2 separate regions of the Homo sapiens genome follow, and region 2 is linked to region 1. The links are chromatin loops, found by intact Hi-C in ENCODE. Cell type or tissue: Panc1. All regions are shown on one strand. Links, peaks and the distances in the headings refer to the core of each region. The heading gives the core; the rest is flanking DNA.

Evidence for each region. Peaks named below come from ENCODE experiments on the same cell type or tissue, not always from the same donor. Only the 100,000 strongest peaks of a DNase experiment are listed, where the experiment ranks them.
Region 2: it touches region 1 in a loop (2.2-fold over the local background); 5 of 110 quality-filtered maps call a loop at or near these places.

What each region holds. Positions count from the first base shown.
Region 1 is chr1:1,118,397-1,126,715 of GRCh38, forward strand. LOC124903819 (a long non-coding RNA gene) reads right to left here. Exons shown (of 2, transcript XR_007065349.1): 2 at 4,507-8,319. Among named protein-coding and RNA genes, the nearest start is that of C1orf159, 6.5 kb to the left of the region's middle. RefSeq lists a silencer at 3,613-3,952 and an enhancer at 4,561-5,379. In Panc1, for the core only: a CTCF peak has its summit at 3,871 (motif pointing right); a DNase peak (open chromatin) is centred at 3,895; H3K4me3 peaks cover 424 bases; H3K27ac peaks cover 565 bases.
Region 2 is chr1:1,180,190-1,188,508 of GRCh38, forward strand. TTLL10 (tubulin tyrosine ligase like 10) reads left to right here. Exons shown (of 16, transcript NM_001130045.2): 6 at 1-151; 7 at 294-412; 8 at 542-671; 9 at 1,552-1,626; 10 at 2,172-2,257; 11 at 2,687-2,858; 12 at 3,731-3,902; 13 at 4,780-4,920. Among named protein-coding and RNA genes, the nearest start is that of TTLL10-AS1, 4.8 kb to the left of the region's middle. In Panc1, for the core only: no CTCF peak of the experiment used is centred there; no DNase peak of the experiment used is centred there.

The sequences.
Region 1 (8,319 bases), core at 311-8,310:
AGCAGAGCCCCTGCCGGCGTGGGCCAACCTGACAGCAGCTGCCTGGGCACTGGGCACTCCCTCGTCTGTCAGGCGGGCAGTGGATAGCTCGTCCTCTCCCTGGGGAAGGGAGACGAGGCCATGCGAGATGTCCCTGGAGGCTCCCTCCTGAGTAACCGCACGGGGTGCACATTCCCGAGAACACGAAAGGGTGCAGGATTCCACTAGGCCAGGTGGAAACATAAGGACACCGTAGGGTCGCATCAAGTTGAAGGACAATCTCTAGACTAAAACAGAAACGACATTTACTCCCCTAAGGGCCACACGGGCTGAATCCCATCCTCAGGTTATAGCAGGGATGCTAGGTCTGAAAGCCACAGGGGAGCATCGTAAGTCGCAGGTGCCCACAGATCACACCAGGGACCCCACCTCTGCCAACCGGGCTGTTTGTGTCCCCGAAAGGGAGCACTTTCCTCCCCAGAGACTTCAGGTGCAGTATGGGAAGGTTGGGGAACTAAAAAGCTGTGCACTAATATTTTTTGTATTAAAATAGAACCATCTTATGTTTGTAATGCATGGGGTTTTGTAGGGGCGGGATGTTTTGTTGAGATGAGGACTCGCTCTGTCGCCCAGGCAGGAGTGCGGTGGTGCCATCGTAGCTCACTGCAGCCTCGACCGCCCGGGCTCAAGGATCCTCCTGCCTTGGCCTCCCACAGCACCTGGGGCCACAGGTGTGAGCTGCCGTGCCCAGCCCGGCATTCATAATGCTCAAGAGAACTTGTCCTGAGAGAGGGTCGGCTTTGCCACTGAATCATCTTTCAAATGAGGAAATTATTTAGGCTCTGTAGTGTAAGTGGAATCTTACTGCATTTATGTAGGGTCTTGGAAAACTTAAGAGATTTTAGGAACAAACTATATGTTTAACGAGTCTGGAGGTATATCAGTGATTTAGTGGGGAAGATTTTGTTAATTCAAAGTGTTTGCAAACGAGTTAGAACATACGCATTTGTAAATACAGTGTAAAATGTTTGCTGGTGGGCTGTGAATTAAGAGCAGAAGGAGATGCCACCGCCTGTCCAGATGGCCAGGATTTAAACAGCCACAGCTGGTCCCTCATGCACTGCGGGGGTTGCGGAATGGTGCGGCCCCCTGGAGAGCCCTTGGCAGTTCCTTAAAAATTGGAACATGCAGGTGCCGTGGAAGGCAGCAGTGGCATTCTGGGGCATTCATCTCAGAGAAATAAAAACTTCACACACTCGCCGGCAGCTTCATTTTAATAGCTCCAAACTCGAAACAACACTCCCCCCCAGGTGGGTGGTGAGCCCACCCCGTGCAGACACCCTGAGGAGCGGGCACCATGAAGAGGCCAGGATCCGGCTGGGCGCGGTGGCTCACGCCTGGAATCCCAGCACTCTTGAGAGGCCAAGGCGGGCGGATCACTTGAAGTCAGGAGTTTGAGACAGGCCTGGCCAACATGGTGAAACCACGTCTCCATTAAAAATAAAAAAAAATTAGCCAGGTGTGGTGACACACGCCTGTAATTCCAGCTACTCAGGAGGCTGAGGCATGAGAATCACTTGAACCCAGGAGACAGAGGTCTCAGTGAACCGAGATCGCGCCCCTGGGCCACAGAGCGAGACTCCATCTCCAAAAAAAAAAAACCCAAAAAACGAAAAAAAAAAAAAAACCAACAACAACAAAGGAGGCAGCGTCCATCTGGGGGGACCTGAACAACTCCAAGGGCCTTGGCTGGCGAGAAAATCCTGCCTCAAAAGGGCGCGTGCTCGGTGGTTCCACGGTCTACCATTCCCTCTTAAAAATGTTTTTAAGCAGAGACGGAGACTTGCTGTGTCGACCCGGCTGGTCTGGAACTCCCAGGCTCATGCGACCTGCCCCCCTCCCACCGTGCCTGGTTCTACAGCTCTTAAAGGGCAAAACGGTGAAGCTGGATCACAGATCACAGTGGTGAGCAGGGGTGGGGCGGGCACCCCAGGGGTGCGGGAGGTTGGACCACTCACATGGGCCTGGATGCCTCCTGGTTATGACACTGCCTTCCTGTTCCTGCCGTTCCGCTGGGGGAAGCAGGGGTGGGGGGTGGGGGTCCCTGAGCTCCGCTGGGGGAAGCTGTGGTGGGGGATCCCTGAGCTCCTCGGCCCTGACTGGGCTTAATGGTCTCTGGGCCTTTGACTTTGTCCTTTATTCTAGGACATGGCTATTTGGACAAATAGTTCAAAACCCCTAGAAGATGCCGGGCTTGGTGGCCCAAGCCTGTAATCCCAGCACTTTGGGAGGCCAAGGCGGGCGGATCACCCAAGGTCAGGAGTTCAAGACCAGCCTGACCAACATGGTGAAACCCCGTCTCTACTAAAAATACAAAAATTAGCTGGACATGCTGGCATGCGCCTGTAATCCCAGCTACTTGGGAGGCTGAGGCAGGAGAATCACTTGAACCCGGGAGGCAGAGCTTGCAGTGAGCCGAGATCGCGCCACTTCACTCCAGCCTGGCAACAGAGCGAGACTCCGTCTCAAAAACAAACAAAAAGCCTAAGAGATGACTTCGGAAAGAGGGAAACTGAGGCGGAGCTCCCAGCCGTGCCAAACAGCAGCTCCTCCTGAGGGCTCCTGGGGACCTCAGTGAGGCTCGGTTTTGGGGGCCTCGGTGGGGCTCGGTTTTGGGGGCCTTGGTGGGGTTCGGTTTCTGTTGCGTCACCTCTATGCGGTCCCTGGGGCTGGCGTGCCAAGGCTCGCTGGCTTCCTACTGCACTGGGACTCCAATTATCCGCAGGCCATTCCCAGAAGGGCTGCTCTTCCCAGCAGGCCAGGCCGTGCCTCCCTGATGGGGGGTGCTCTTCAGCTCACGGGGAAGGGGCTCAGTCCCCACATAGCTACACCAGGACGTGCGTGGACGAGGGAGGCTCAGAACTGCAGCTGGGTGCCCTTTACCCCCGGCAGTGCTGAGCCTGGACACCTTGTCCACCCCCCCACACCGACATGCAGGGCCCAGAGGCCTCCTTGCCTAAGGGAGGAGCAGGTGGAGGTGTTAGCTCTTCCAAACAGGCAGGTGCTGGGGGAGGCTCAATTATCAGCACGCAGTTAATCCCCTAATTAAAGGAGGCAAGTGCTGTTCATGGCCCCACCTCCTCCCCAGCCAGGCTGCTGCCCTGCAACGAGGCTGAAGCCTCCTGCTCTGCGGAGGCAGGCCCTGTGTTCTGCGCTGAACAGGGCTGTGGCGACCCCCAGCCCCTCCCGGTGCCCACGCTGCCCCTCCCCCCATTGCCCCCTGGGATTGCCCCCCCTCCCCCACCCCACCCCATCTGGGACTCCTGCCCCTACAGCAGCCGCAGCAGGCCCAGGGGTGAGGCCAGCCTCACGTGGCGCCTGTTCTGTGGGTGGGGTGGGGCCTTCCTTGCTCTGGGCAGAGGGGTGCCAGCCCTGAGGTCCTGGAGCCTCCCAGGCTGAGCCACTGGCCCTGATGCCCACTGGGCTCTCGGCCGATGGACGACCAGGAGACGTGGGGACCAGCGGGCTGGGCTGTGGGTGCTCCCTCCTCAGAGCTTCAGGAACCCTCTGTGTGGGGGGCGTCTCTTCCCTAGAAACTGTCCTGTGCTGGCTAAAGAGCCTCCGGCGGCTGTGGGACAGCCTCAACCTTGCCAGGGCTGAGATGACGATGGTTGCAGCTGCCTTTGGAGCTCGGCTGCCTGGCTGGGCAGGAGGCTGGGGGGCCTCTGTCCCGCCATGGCTTCCCCGGGACCCCACCCTCCGCCCTCCCCTGTGGCCTCAGTGGGCCTGGCACCCAGGCAGAGACTCTCGGGTTGGGTCGTGGGGCCCTGGGAGCACAGGCTGGGGCATCCGCGGACCCTCGTCTCCCCAGTGCCAGGTCCCTGAGCCCGCCTGCAGGTGGCGTCTCTCCCTCACGGGTGCCGGGCCCGGACCTGGGCACTGCACTTGGCGTTGCCGACCCAGCCGCTCCGACTCCTGCCCGGGAAGTCAGGCAGTGTGGCCGGGACCTTCCTCAGGAGACCCTGAGCAGGGGTTCTCAGGACCTGGGGGATCTTCGGAGCTGATGGGAGGCAGCCCCGCCGGGCTGGGTGGGTGGCAGAAGGCCCCCTGGCCTCGGCCTGTGAGGCCGGCTCCCTCGGAAGTGAAGCTACGGCACCTCGAAGCTCAGACCACAGCCATCCTCACATCCCCCGACGGCCCCCGTGCCTCAGGGGCCCCCCTTCCTACCTGCTGGCGACTCAGCGAGGTGGGGGCGTCTTCCCGTGCCCATGGCACCTCTCTCTGTTGCCACATTCTACCTCCTGAATCAAGGGGTGCCCCTCGCCCGTGGGGAGGTGGGGCCTGTGACCAACACCCTTGGGGCCAGCGTGGGGCAGACACCCCAGCTTCGAACCCCAGACGCCCACCTGGGGCCCCATCCACCAGCCCCTCTGCCTCACGCGGGTCTCTATGCACCAAAGTCCTGCGTCCACACAGGAAACCCTGGTTCACCGTAGGGACGCCAGTCACTCAGACGCAGGCCAGAGCTTTGGCCGTGCAAGGATGCAGTTTAATTACATATGACACAGATGGTGAAATACGTGCAAAGCACGGAGCTGTGTCTGTGAAAATGAAGAGGAACACTGAGGAGCAGCACGAGGACAAGCCCCACACTTCTGCGGTTGCTGTTGGCCTCAGCTCTGCCGCCTCAGGGCACAGCCTTCTCCGCAGTTGCTCTCCTGGCCCCGCAGGGTCGTGTGTGCCTGCATGAAGCTAAAACAAAATGCAGAGCTTCTCAAAACTGCTCTACTTCATACCATTAACCGGTCAGCCACCAGTACCAGCAAACCCGCAGATGGGACGCAGAGGCTTCCAGGAAAACAGCAACACCAAACACACCGGACGGGAGTCCTGGCTGCAGGCCGTTCTACATCCAGGGCCCCGGGTAGGCAGCGCTTACTCTTCCCCCATGCAAGCCCCTCCCTTGTGGACAAAGGCAGAAGTGAAGGTGGTGCTCTCCAGATGGGGCTGTAAACGCTGCGTCCTGTGTGCTCTGCCTGGGATGGCTCGCCCTGGACACCAGCCCTGGCCAGTGAGAAGCCCAGGAGCAAGTACGGAAGCTCATGCAGCACACACTTGAGCACACACCTGCACGCACACCTGCGCACACGCCACACACACCTGCGCACACTCCTGCACACACAGTGCACACACCTGCACACACACCTGTGCACACACACCTGTGCACACGCCACACACCCGTGCACAAACCTGAGCACACCTGCACACACACCTGAAAACACACCTGCGCACACCTGAGCACACATCTGCACTCACCTGTGCACACACCTACACACACACCTGAGCACACCCCACCCACACCCCCATGCACACACCTGTGCACACCACACACACCTGCACATACACCTGAGCACACATCTGCACACACCTGAGCACACACCTGCGCACACACCTCAGCACGTATCTGCAAACACTTGAGCACACACCTGAGCACACACCTGCACACACTCCTGCGCACACTCTACATACACTTGAGCACACACCTGGGCACACACCTGCACACACCTGCGCACACACCTGCACACACTCCTGCACACACCTGCGCACATGCCACACACACCTGAGCACACACCTGTGCACACTCCTGCGCGCACACACCTGCACACACGCCACACACCTGTGCACACACCTGCGCACACCACTGCATACACACCTGAGAACACACACCTGTGCACACACCTGCGCACACCACTGCATACACACCTGAGCACACACCTGCACACACACTTGGGCACCCACCTATGCACACACGCCTGGGCACACACCTGCACACACACCTGGACACACACCTGGGCACACACCTATGCACACACATGCCCTGCAGTTGAGCTCTGAGAAACCACCACCCTGTCCACTTCGCAATTGTGCTTCCTGCTACGTCCACAGCTCTGAGTTTCTGAGCTCTGGAAGCAGACGTGGTAAACGTGCATGTTCCAGCCACTGCATGTGGGGTCACTTGTTACACGGCAGCAGCTAACTCATGCAGGAAGCCACGTGAATTCTGGGCGTGGTTGGGGCCTCCTCCTGCACCCAGTCCGCTCACTGCTTGGGGCTGCCACATGCGTGGGGTTGCTGCCTCTGAGACCTCACATTCCCGGGTTCCCTCAGCCTCTGTTCTATTGGAAACTGCAGCCCTGTGGGCACAGGCAGGGCAGGCACTGCAGGTTCTCTTTGGAAGGAGCTTCGCAGGCTGAGGGTGGGGCCCTTCGCCACCCACTGCCCCACCCAGGGAGAGGCTGCCTCGCATCAGCTCCGGGGTCTCCACGTTCTCCAGACCCCAAGAACCCCTTGGCCTTGCAGAGTCTCTGTGAGTCAGGAGCTCAGCGCTGGAAGATGCATCCAGGTCAGGCAGAGACCCCTGGTCCAGCCTCCCCCTCACTTGCTGCTGGCCTGGGCCACGGCACTGCTGCAGGCTCCGCGGACTTTAGGCTCATTTAATGCCTGACCCTGAGTGGCAAGCCCCACCCTGGGCAAATATTTATTTGACAAATAAGGGCTCACCAGGACGAAGGCCATGGAAGGCTTTCCCCAGGGCAGCCGCTGAGCGGCTGTGGAGGCCGAGGGGTCTGTCCGCCTGGGGGAGGCAGGAGGGATGTGGGGAAAGGGGGGCCTCTGACCGTGAGTCCCCAGATCGGTTCAGGGGCGGTGGGAGCCCCGGCTGCTGGAGCCTGGTCTGCGTGGTACAAGACGGCCCCCGTGCCTGCTCTCTCTGTTCTGATGAGAGGATAGGGAAGGCCATGGTGCTGGAGGAGCTCCCGGCTCCCGGGGCTGTGGCCCAGAAAGACGCCCCAGGGTGGCACTCAGACAGTGAGGTGGCCTGTTGACCCCACAGGGAAGTGCTTGGTCTCAGGGCCCAGTACAGCTGCCCCCACAGGAGCCTCTACCACAGAAGCAGGCATGGAGGAGCTCGGAGGACCGTGGCGGGGACAGGGGAGGGTGTGTGTCTGCCTCGAGGCCTCTCCTCCAGGCCTTCCTCTCCTTCAAAGGGACTGCCGCGGCCGAGGTGTGGCCTGCAGGGGTGGACTCTGAGGCCAGCAGGGGCCCGCCCGACACCTCACCTGAGCTACACTCTTCCCCTGACAGAGGTGGCCGATGGGGCTGGCTGAGCTGGGCCTTTTATGCAGGAATGGACGCCCTTGGGGTCAGCCTCAGGGGTTAACCCTTAGCATCCTCTCAGGCCAGGATTCCAGGAAAGATGTTTCCTCCACAGGCCCTCAAGTTACCCCAGGGCAAAGAGTGGATGGCCCAGGCCCTGTGCAGAAAGAGTCCTGGGTCCTCCGTCCTCTTCCAACCTCCTGCTGAGAGTCCCAGGCAAGCACAGATTCCCAGGCTGGGGTATCCCATCCAGACTTTCGCCCTCTGTACCCTTCGTGCTGGGCCTGGGGTGGAGTGTACTTGGAGGGGACCCATCCTCAATCCACCTCGTTCCGGAGAGCTGAGCCCTCAAGAAGCCCAGGAGAGCAGCTCGGGGGAGCACGGACCCTGCTTCCAGCCCTGGGCCATTCGCCCGCTGGAAAAAAATCCCCAAAATTTGCTGATAAATATAAGAAAGTCACAGCAGCCTTCAAACAAGCAGACTCCATAGACAGACTCCAGAACCGCTCCGCAGGCACAGGAGACACCAAACACACTGCTGTCCGTCACAGTCAGGGACCCCCCGGGAAGGACGGGGGACGGAGGAGGGCAGGGGCCGCGGGGTGGGGGCCGAGGGCCTCCCCGTCAGCTGGCAGCAGCGGCCCCTCAGCAGCCTGGAGTGCTGGCCTGCCAGCCGGTCTGCCTGTCCTGCGCCATGGCCTCCCTGTGCGTCTGTGAAGTCAGTGTGAGCTGCTCCCGGGGCGGCACCGGCGTGGTGACCTCCTCCCTGGAATTCTCTCTGTTTTTTTTTTTTTTTTGAGATGGAGTTTTGCTCTTGTCGTCCAGGCTGGAGTGCAGTGGCACAATCTCGGCTCACTACAACCTCTGCTTCTTGGGTTCAAGAAATTCTCCTGCCTCGGCCTCCCGAGTAGCTGGGATTGCAGGCGCCCGCCACCACATCCAGCTAATTTTTGTATTTTTAATAGAGACGGGGTTTCACCATTTTGGCTAGGCTGGTCTCGAACTCCTGACCTCAGGTGATCCGCCCGCCTTGGGGGAGGCGGGGTCTTTCTCTGCCTTGGGGGAGGCGGGGTCTTTCTCTGCCATGGAGGAGGCAGGGTCTTTCTCTGCCATGAGGGAGACGGGGTCTTTCTCTGCCATGGGGGAGGCGGGGTCTTTCTCTGCCTTGGGGGAGACGGGGTCTTT
Region 2 (8,319 bases), core at 1-8,000, 61 kb after region 1:
GCCACCGGCCTGCAGACTCGGATGACACTAACGCCGCCGGGCCCTCAGCTGCCCTCCTGGAGGGGCTCCTGCTGGGGGGTGGGAAGCCATCGCCCCACAGCACCCGGCCGGGGCCCTTCTTCTACATTGGAGGCAGCAACGGGGCCACAATGTGAGTAGCGGCCCTGGGCGCCCGTGGTCCCACTGAATACCCACCGCCTGCTCCCGGGGCCCAGCCCGGCCTCCGCTGGCCGCCCGCCATCCCCAACCCCTTGCCTCGGCCCCCAGGTCACCCCCGCCCCCACCCCTCGCAGCATCAGCTCCTACTGCAAAAGCAAGGGCTGGCAGCGCATCCATGACAGCCGCCGGGACGACTACACGCTGAAGTGGTGTGAGGTCAAGAGCCGAGACAGCTACGGCAGCTTCCGGGAAGGTAGCGGGAGCCGGCACCAGAGGCGGGCAGCCTGCAGGGGCCTCCTGGGCCGGAGCACAGGGCAGGTTGGAGGGGTGGGGACCGAGGTCCTGCGCTCCCTCCACACGAGCCCTGGCCTCTGACCTCCAGGAGAGCAGCTGCTGTACCAGCTTCCCAACAACAAGCTCCTCACCACCAAGATCGGGCTGCTCAGCACCCTTCGGGGACGGGCACGGGCCATGAGCAAGGCCAGCAAGGTGCCGGGGGGGGTCCAGGCCAGGTGAGTCTGCCCCTGCCCCTGCCCCCGTCCCTGCGCCCGCCCCTACGCCTGCCCCTGCCCCTGCCCCTGCACCCGCCCCACCCCTGCCCCTGCGCCCGCCCCTGCCCTTGCCCCTGCCCCTGGCCACCCAGGCTCCCAGGCTGGCTCCAGCCCCTGCCCCTGCCCTTGCCCCTGCCCCTGGCCACCTGGGCTCCCAGGCTGGCCCCAGCCCCCACCCGTCAGCACCTGCCTCCACCTTCCACCTGTCCTTTAAAGGGCCAAACCCCTGTCCCATAAACCCACCCTCTTCCTCGTGGCTGAACGGGGAAGATCCCACACGTCCCCAACCCACTGGGCCTGACACCCACCCACCTGTCCATCTCACAGACCCACCCAGGTACAACCCACCTGTCAATCTGCCTTCACCCCAAACATCCATCCAATCCATCCACAATCCCACACCGTGCCCACCGTCACCTGTGGGTGCCCTGAGTGAGGCCGTCCATCGCTCACCCAAGTCTGGGCCATCCATCCTAGCGACTTCGTCCTCCTGCTCCCAGCCCTGCCCACTGCCCTTCTATGGACCCACCTATCCCTCCTCACTTCATTTGGCCCAGACATTTTTGCACCAAGCACCCGCCCAGCCAACCGCAGCTGCCTCCATCTGCACCCCCCGCCCCTGGTTGCCTGTGACACCAGCTTTACACCATGTCCAGCGTCCACTTCCAGCCTAGAGCAACACAGCTGTTTCCCCCAGGCACCGCCGTCCACCCAGCCACCTCCTTCCACCACAACTCACAGTCCGCCCACTCACCACCCATGCCCCATCCCCCAGTCCCCACCCGCTCCAAGCACCATGAGCTGGCCCCTCAGTCCAGGCCCTCTGTCCCCTGGGCTGCAGGCTGGAAAAGGACGCAGCAGCGCCCGCCCTGGAGGACCTCCCGTGGACAAGCCCAGGATACCTCAGGCCACAGAGGTAGACTCAGCCCAGCTGTGAGGGGCCCTTCAGACCGAAGTTCAGACCTAAACCTGGTGTCGTCTGAAAAGGAGAAAGCGGGGCGGGGGTCCCACACAAAGGAAAACCACGAGCTAGAGTCAGAGGTTCAGCCAGGCCAGGCCGAGATCCACGCTGACCCCCCAGTGCACACAGAGCTGGGGCAGGGCCAGGGGCTCAGGCCACGCTCTCCGCCCATCCCAGCCGTGAGGACACTGCCATGAGGTGGTGGCTCACAAATGGCTGAGACGGTGCCAGCCGGGAGAGCAACCATGAGGGAAAAAGCAGCCAGCGGGAGGGGCCCGGGTGGGGGTCAGCGGCCAGAAGGATGCAGCCAGCAGCACAGCCCGTTGGGGGGGTGCTGCAAAGGGGCAGGAAACGCAAAGTCCCCACAAGGAGAACGGCCGCGGGCGCCAGGTGCCACTGCCCACACTCCCTCCCGCCGGGCCACAGGCTGGGCCTCAAACCGCCCACCCAGCCAGGGGCGAAGGGACAGCAGCTCATCCTCCTGCCTCCCTGCCCTGCAGGGTCCTGAGAATGGAAGAGTTTTTCCCAGAGACCTACCGCCTGGACCTCAAACACGAGAGAGAGGCCTTTTTCACCTTGTTTGATGGTGAGACGCTGCTGGCCGGACACCAGGCTGGCCCTGGGGAGACAGGGTGAGGGCTGGACCAAGGCGGGGGCTGATGAGGGCAGGGCTGGGTCTGGAGGGGCTGCGTGGGGCTGGGACGAGACGAGGTGGTCAGGAAGGGGCCAGGGCTGGGCCTGGTCTGGGTGGGGACTGAGGAGTTGGAAAGGGGAGGGTCTGGCCTTCGTGGAGGTTGGGGTATGAGGGCACTGGGGCCAGGGCTGGAGCTTGGTCCGGGTGAGCGTGGTCGAGGCACGGGCAGGAGCTGGGGCCAGGCGTGTGGTTAGCGCAGGGCCAAGGTTGGAATGGCCGGGCCGAGGGTCGCAGCCTGGAGGGGAGGGTCCTGGTCGGGCCCTAGGAGGGGCGTGGCTGGGTTGGGGGCGAGGCCAGGGGCTCAGGCCGCGCTCTCTGCAGAAACCCAGATATGGATCTGCAAGCCCACAGCCTCCAACCAGGGCAAAGGCATCTTCCTGCTCCGGAACCAGGAGGAAGTTGCCGCCCTGCAGGCCAAGACCCGGAGCATGGAGGACGACCCCATCCACCACAAGACGCCGTTCCGGGGGCCTCAGGCGCGGGTGGTGCAGAGGTGCGGCGGCGGGTGCCCGGAGGGGTGAGGGTCTGGGCTGGCTGACCCGGGCCCCACTGGTGCAGTCAGCAGGGCCGCCGAGGAGCCCTTGGTCGTGGAAAGCAGCCGCACCACCAGCCCCTGTGCAGACCACAGCCGGGCCCCCGTGTAGCCAGCAGAGGGGAGGGGTCACACCAGGCCGGGGTCACAGACACAGGATCCAGGGTTGAGGGGTTAGTCAGTTTGTCCTTCAGCTGGGGCCCCCTCTGTCCTGCAGGTGGCCTGGCCTGGGTGGCCTCCCGGCTGCCAGCCCCCCTACTCCCCGGCCCAGCCAGCCAGCTGCAGCCTTCAGGCCTATGGCCAAGCTGACCACTCCTTCCCTGAGTGGGAAGGCTTCCTCCAGAAAGCCCCGTGGCTGCACGAGGCTGAAGGTTTAGACCTGTCGACCTCACCCCCGGCCCTCGTAGAGCCTCACTCTGACCACAGCTGCCGTCTGCCGTCCCCAGCTTCCATCGGCTCCTCCCTCGCGTCCCTCCACCTGGCGAGCTCTCCGCCTGGCGCACCCCCTCTGCCTGCTGTGCTCCCTCTGCCTAGCGCCCGCCTGGCGCGCTCCTTCCCTTCCTCTCCAAAGCCACCTTCATGCCCTCCTCCTCCAGGCAGCCCTCCAGGCTCCTACTGCGGTTATGCCCTGGAGCACCCATCAGGGTGCCAGGCCTTTCCTCCCAATTCCCCTGACATATTCAGGCCCAGAAATGCCCCCTTTCCCTGGAGGTCACACCTGGGACAGAGGCGGGGCGCTGAGGAAATGGAACAGGCCCGGGGTGGGGTGTGAGGGGATGCAGGCCAGGCTGGCCCCGTGGCTCAGCCCAGCAGCCCCGACATGGTGCCCCCAGGTACATCCAGAACCCGCTGCTGGTGGACGGGAGAAAGTTTGACGTGCGCTCCTACCTGCTCATTGCCTGCACCACACCCTACATGATCTTCTTTGGCCACGGCTATGCTCGCCTCACCCTTAGCCTTTACGACCCCCATTCCAGCGACCTCGGCGGCCACTTGACCAACCAGGTGAGTCTGCCATGGGTGAGGGCCCTCCCTGCAGCCTTGGGATGAGATTAGAAGGAGGTTCTCACTGCTAGGGGGTGCAGAGGGGGTGCAGCTACAGAAGGAGGTGGCCCAGGCCGGGAGGTGTCTCAGGCCTGGAAGTAGCCTGGGCTGCCCCCGCTGGCAGTGAGCACTGCCTCTCACCTCCCGCTTTTGGCCACGTCAGAAGAAGGGCGTGGCAGGGACCCCGTTAGCTGGTGAAAGGGCTCAGAGCCCTGTAGCCCTCAGCGTGCAGCCTGGCTCCCAAGCCGCAGCTGAGTTTTCTGAGGATGGGGTGCGGGTGGGCGTCGGAACCGAGGGGATTCTGAGGCTGTCAGAGGAGGGGCCCTGTGGGCAGAGATTTCTGGGGACGGGTCTTCATGGGAGAGTCCAGGGTAGGGACCTTCTGAGAAGATCTGTGGGGTCCTCACGGCTGAAGGGGGGTCTCAGCGGATGAAGGTTTTTGTGGGAGGGTCTTTGCAGGCAGGTCAGGGTGGGGCCGGGGGAGCAAGGTTAGGGGCGGCTGTCTCAGGGACCCCCAGAGAACAGGCCTTCTAGGTTAGGGGGATGTTCTCTTGGGGACCCCCGTGAGGACAGGCCCTCCGGACAGTCTGGGAGCCAGTCTCCAGGCACCGTGTGCCCCCAGTTCATGCAGAAGCCTTCTAGGTTAGGGGGATGTTCTCTTGGGGACCCCCGTGAGGACAGGCCCTCCGGACAGTCTGGGAGCCAGTCTCCAGGCACCGTGTGCCCCCAGTTCATGCAGAAGCCTTCTAGGTTAGGGGGATGTTCTCTTGGGGACCCCCGTGAGGACAGGCCCTCCGGACAGTCTGGGAGCCAGTCTCCAGGCACCGTGTGCCCCCAGTTCATGCAGAAGAAGAGCCCTCTGTACATGCTGCTGAAGGAGCACACGGTGTGGAGCATGGAACACCTCAACCGCTACATCAGTGACACGTTCTGGAAGGCCCGGGGCCTCGCCAAGGACTGGGTCTTCACCACCCTCAAGGTGCGTCCACTGTGCCCTCCAGTCTGGGAGTGAGATCCCTCGGGGCGGGGGTGTGTGGTCAGGCTGGGCACCAGGCACACAGATGTCCGTGGCGTGCGTGGGCGGCTGCGCTGAAGTGTGACCTGACCGTGTGGAACCAAACCCTTCCAGCGTCTCTGCTCACTTAGCTGGCAGTGCCTGTCCCCAGCAGCCAGCAAAGGCCCGGACGGAAAGCCCAGTCGGGGGTCTGTCGGCACGAGTCCCGCGGGCAGCCTCGCCGTAGGGTCAGGGGACAGCTCGGCTTCAGTGACAGCCACCATGTGAAGAGTCTTTGTTCCTTTCAGATCCTCCACTTGGCAGGCAGGGCCAACAGCAGCCCCCGGGCCAGGTGTCCTGGAGCAGCAGCAGCTGCCCGTGCAGGCCCGGACTCTCCCTAGCTAAGGGCCATGTGCGGTGGAGTGTCCTAATTTTGCAGGGTTCCTTTCTGTGGGGGTACCTGTGGGGTACTTCAAACAGCCCTAGCAGCAAAGGCCCTTGAGCAGCGCGGTGTGAAACTGGGATAAAAACGGGGCTTGGCCGAAGGACTTTTATCTGTCTTGGTCACCCCGGCCAGGCCCCGGAAGCAGCAGCCAGGGATGGTCCTTCCTCACCCACAGGCGTGTGTCACTGTGGCTGGGACGGCAGCGCTCAGAGGAGCCTCCAGTTACTTTCCTCACATCTCCCAAACTCTCTCTTAATTGCGATAATTCACAGAACATAAAATTCACGATCTTAAAGTGTGCAGTTCAGTGGCTTTTAGTATTTCAAAAGTTGTGCAATTATCACCACCAATTCCAGAACATTTCATCACCTCAAAAAAGAAACACTACTAACGAGCCATCACAGCTACATTGCCGGCCATTCCTGGTCACCGCTGATGGACCTTCTCTCTCTCTCCTGTCTCCTTTCTCTTACCGTGGTGTTTTCAGGGTTCATCCACGTAGTTCACGTATCCTTTTCTTTTCTTTTTTTTTTTTTTGAGACAGAGTCTCACTCTGTTGCCCAGGCTGGAGTACAGTGGCACAATCTCAGCTCACTGCAACCTCCACCTCCTGGGTTCAAGCAATTCTCCTGCCTCAGCCTCCCAAGTAGCTGCAACTACAAGTGCCCGCCACCACGCGCGGCTAATTTTTGTATTTTTAGTAGAGATGGGGTTTTGCCGTGTTGGCCAGGCTGGTCTCAAACTCCTGACCTCAGGTGACCCGCCCGCCTCAGCCTCCCAAAGTGCTGGGATTACAGGCGTGAGCCACTGCACCCAGCCATGTATCCCTTTCATACAACGTTCCGTCATATGGATGGACCATATTTTGCCATCAGCTGGTGGACACAGTTTTATTATTGAGCTGTTATGAATAATGTTGCTATAAATATTCACACAAAAATGTTTGTATGAATATATATTTTCAGTGCTCCTGGGAAAATACCCAGGAATGGAGTCGTGGGTCACAGGGTGACACACTTAACTTTCTGAGGAACCAGGAATCACTTTTCCAGTTTCTCCAGATCTCGCCAACACTTGTTATTTTCCTTTCTTTATTAAAGAATCACCATCTGGTCGGTGTGCAGGGATATCTCATTGTGGGTTTGATTTCCATTTTGCTAATGACAAATAACTTCATGTGTTCACTGGCCAGCTATGTATATTCTTTAGAGAAATGTCTATTCAAACGCTGTGGCTGTTCTTTACCATCCAGTTGTGAAAGTTTTTTTTGTTTGTTTTTTGTTTTTTTTTTTTTGAGACAGAGGCTCGCTCTGTCGTCCAGGCTGGAGTGCAGTGATGTGATTCTCGGCTCACTGCAAGCTCCGCCTCCCGGGTTCACGCCATTCTCCTGCCTCAGCCTCCCGAGTAGCTGGGACTACAGGCGCCCGCCACCACGCCCGGCTAATTCTTTGTATTTTTAGTAGAGACAGGGTTTCACCGTGTTAGCCAGGATGGTCTCGATCTCCTGACCTCGTGATCTGCCCGCCTCGGCCTCCCAAAGTGCTGGGATTATAGGTGTGAGCCACCGCGCCCGGCCAAAAGTTCTTTACATATTCTAAACACTAGGCCTTTATCAGACATATGATTTGCCAATATTTTTCTGGAATATTGTGGCTGTCTTTTCACTTTCTTGATAATGTCCTTTGACCACAAAAGCTTTTAGTTTTGATGAAATCCAGTTTATCCATTTTTTTCCTTTGGTTACTCATGCTTTTAGTATCATATCTAAAAATCCATTGTGCCAGGTGCGGTGACTCACGCCTGTAATCCCAGCACTTTGGGAGGCCATGGTTGTTAGATCACCTGAGGTCAGGAGTTCAAGACCAGCCTGACCAATATGGTGAAACCCCATCTCTACTAAAAATATGAAAATTAGCCAGGCGTGGTGGTGGGTGCTTGTAGTCCCAGCTACTTGGGAGGCTGAGAAAGAAGAATTGCTTGAACCCGGGAGGTGGAGGTAGCTGTGAGCCAAGATCGTGCCACTGCACTCTAGCCTGGGCAACAGAGCAAGACTCCATCTCAAAAAACAAAAAAATAAAAATCCATTGCACTTTGGGAGGCTGAGGAAGGTGGATCACCTGAGGTCAGGAGTTTGAGACCAGCCTGGCCAATGTGGAGAAACCCCATCTCTACTAAAAATACAAAAATTAGCTGGGTGTGGTGGCGTGCACCTGTAGTCCCAGCTACTCAAGATGCTGAGGCAAGCGAATCACTTGAACCCGGGAGGCAGAGGTTGCAGTGAGTGGAGATCGCACTGCTGCACTCCAACCTGGGTGATGGAGCAAGACTCCATCTCAAAAAAAAAAAAAAATTGCCAAATCCAGCAGAGTGAAAATTACACTTATGTTTCTTTCTAAAATGGTATAGTTTTAGCTCTTATATTTAGGTCTTGGATCCATTTTCAGTTAATTTTTGTGTATGGTGTGAGTTAGGGATCCAACAGCATTCTCTTGCATGTGGCTATCCAGTTATCCCAGCACCATTTGTTGAAGAGACTATTCTTTCCCCCATGGAATGGTCCTGGCATAGTATCAAAAACCAATTGACCAGAGCTGCAAGTGTTTATTTTTGGACTCTCAGTTCCATTCCATTAGTGTATATGTCTGTCTTTATGCCAGTACCACATGGTTTTGATTGCTGTAGCTTTGTAGTAAGTCCTGAAATTGGGATATGTGAGTCTTTCAATATTGTTCTTTTTCAAGATTATTTTGGCTATTCAGGGGCCCCTTACAATTCCACAATTCCATATGAATTTTAAGATTGGCTTTTCCATTTCTGGGGAAAAAGTCCAATGAAATTTTTTTTTTTTTTTTTTGAGACAGAGTCTCATTCTGTTGCCCAGGCTGGAGTGCAGTGGGGCAATCTCAGCTCACTGCAGCCTCGCCTCCCAGGTTCAAGCG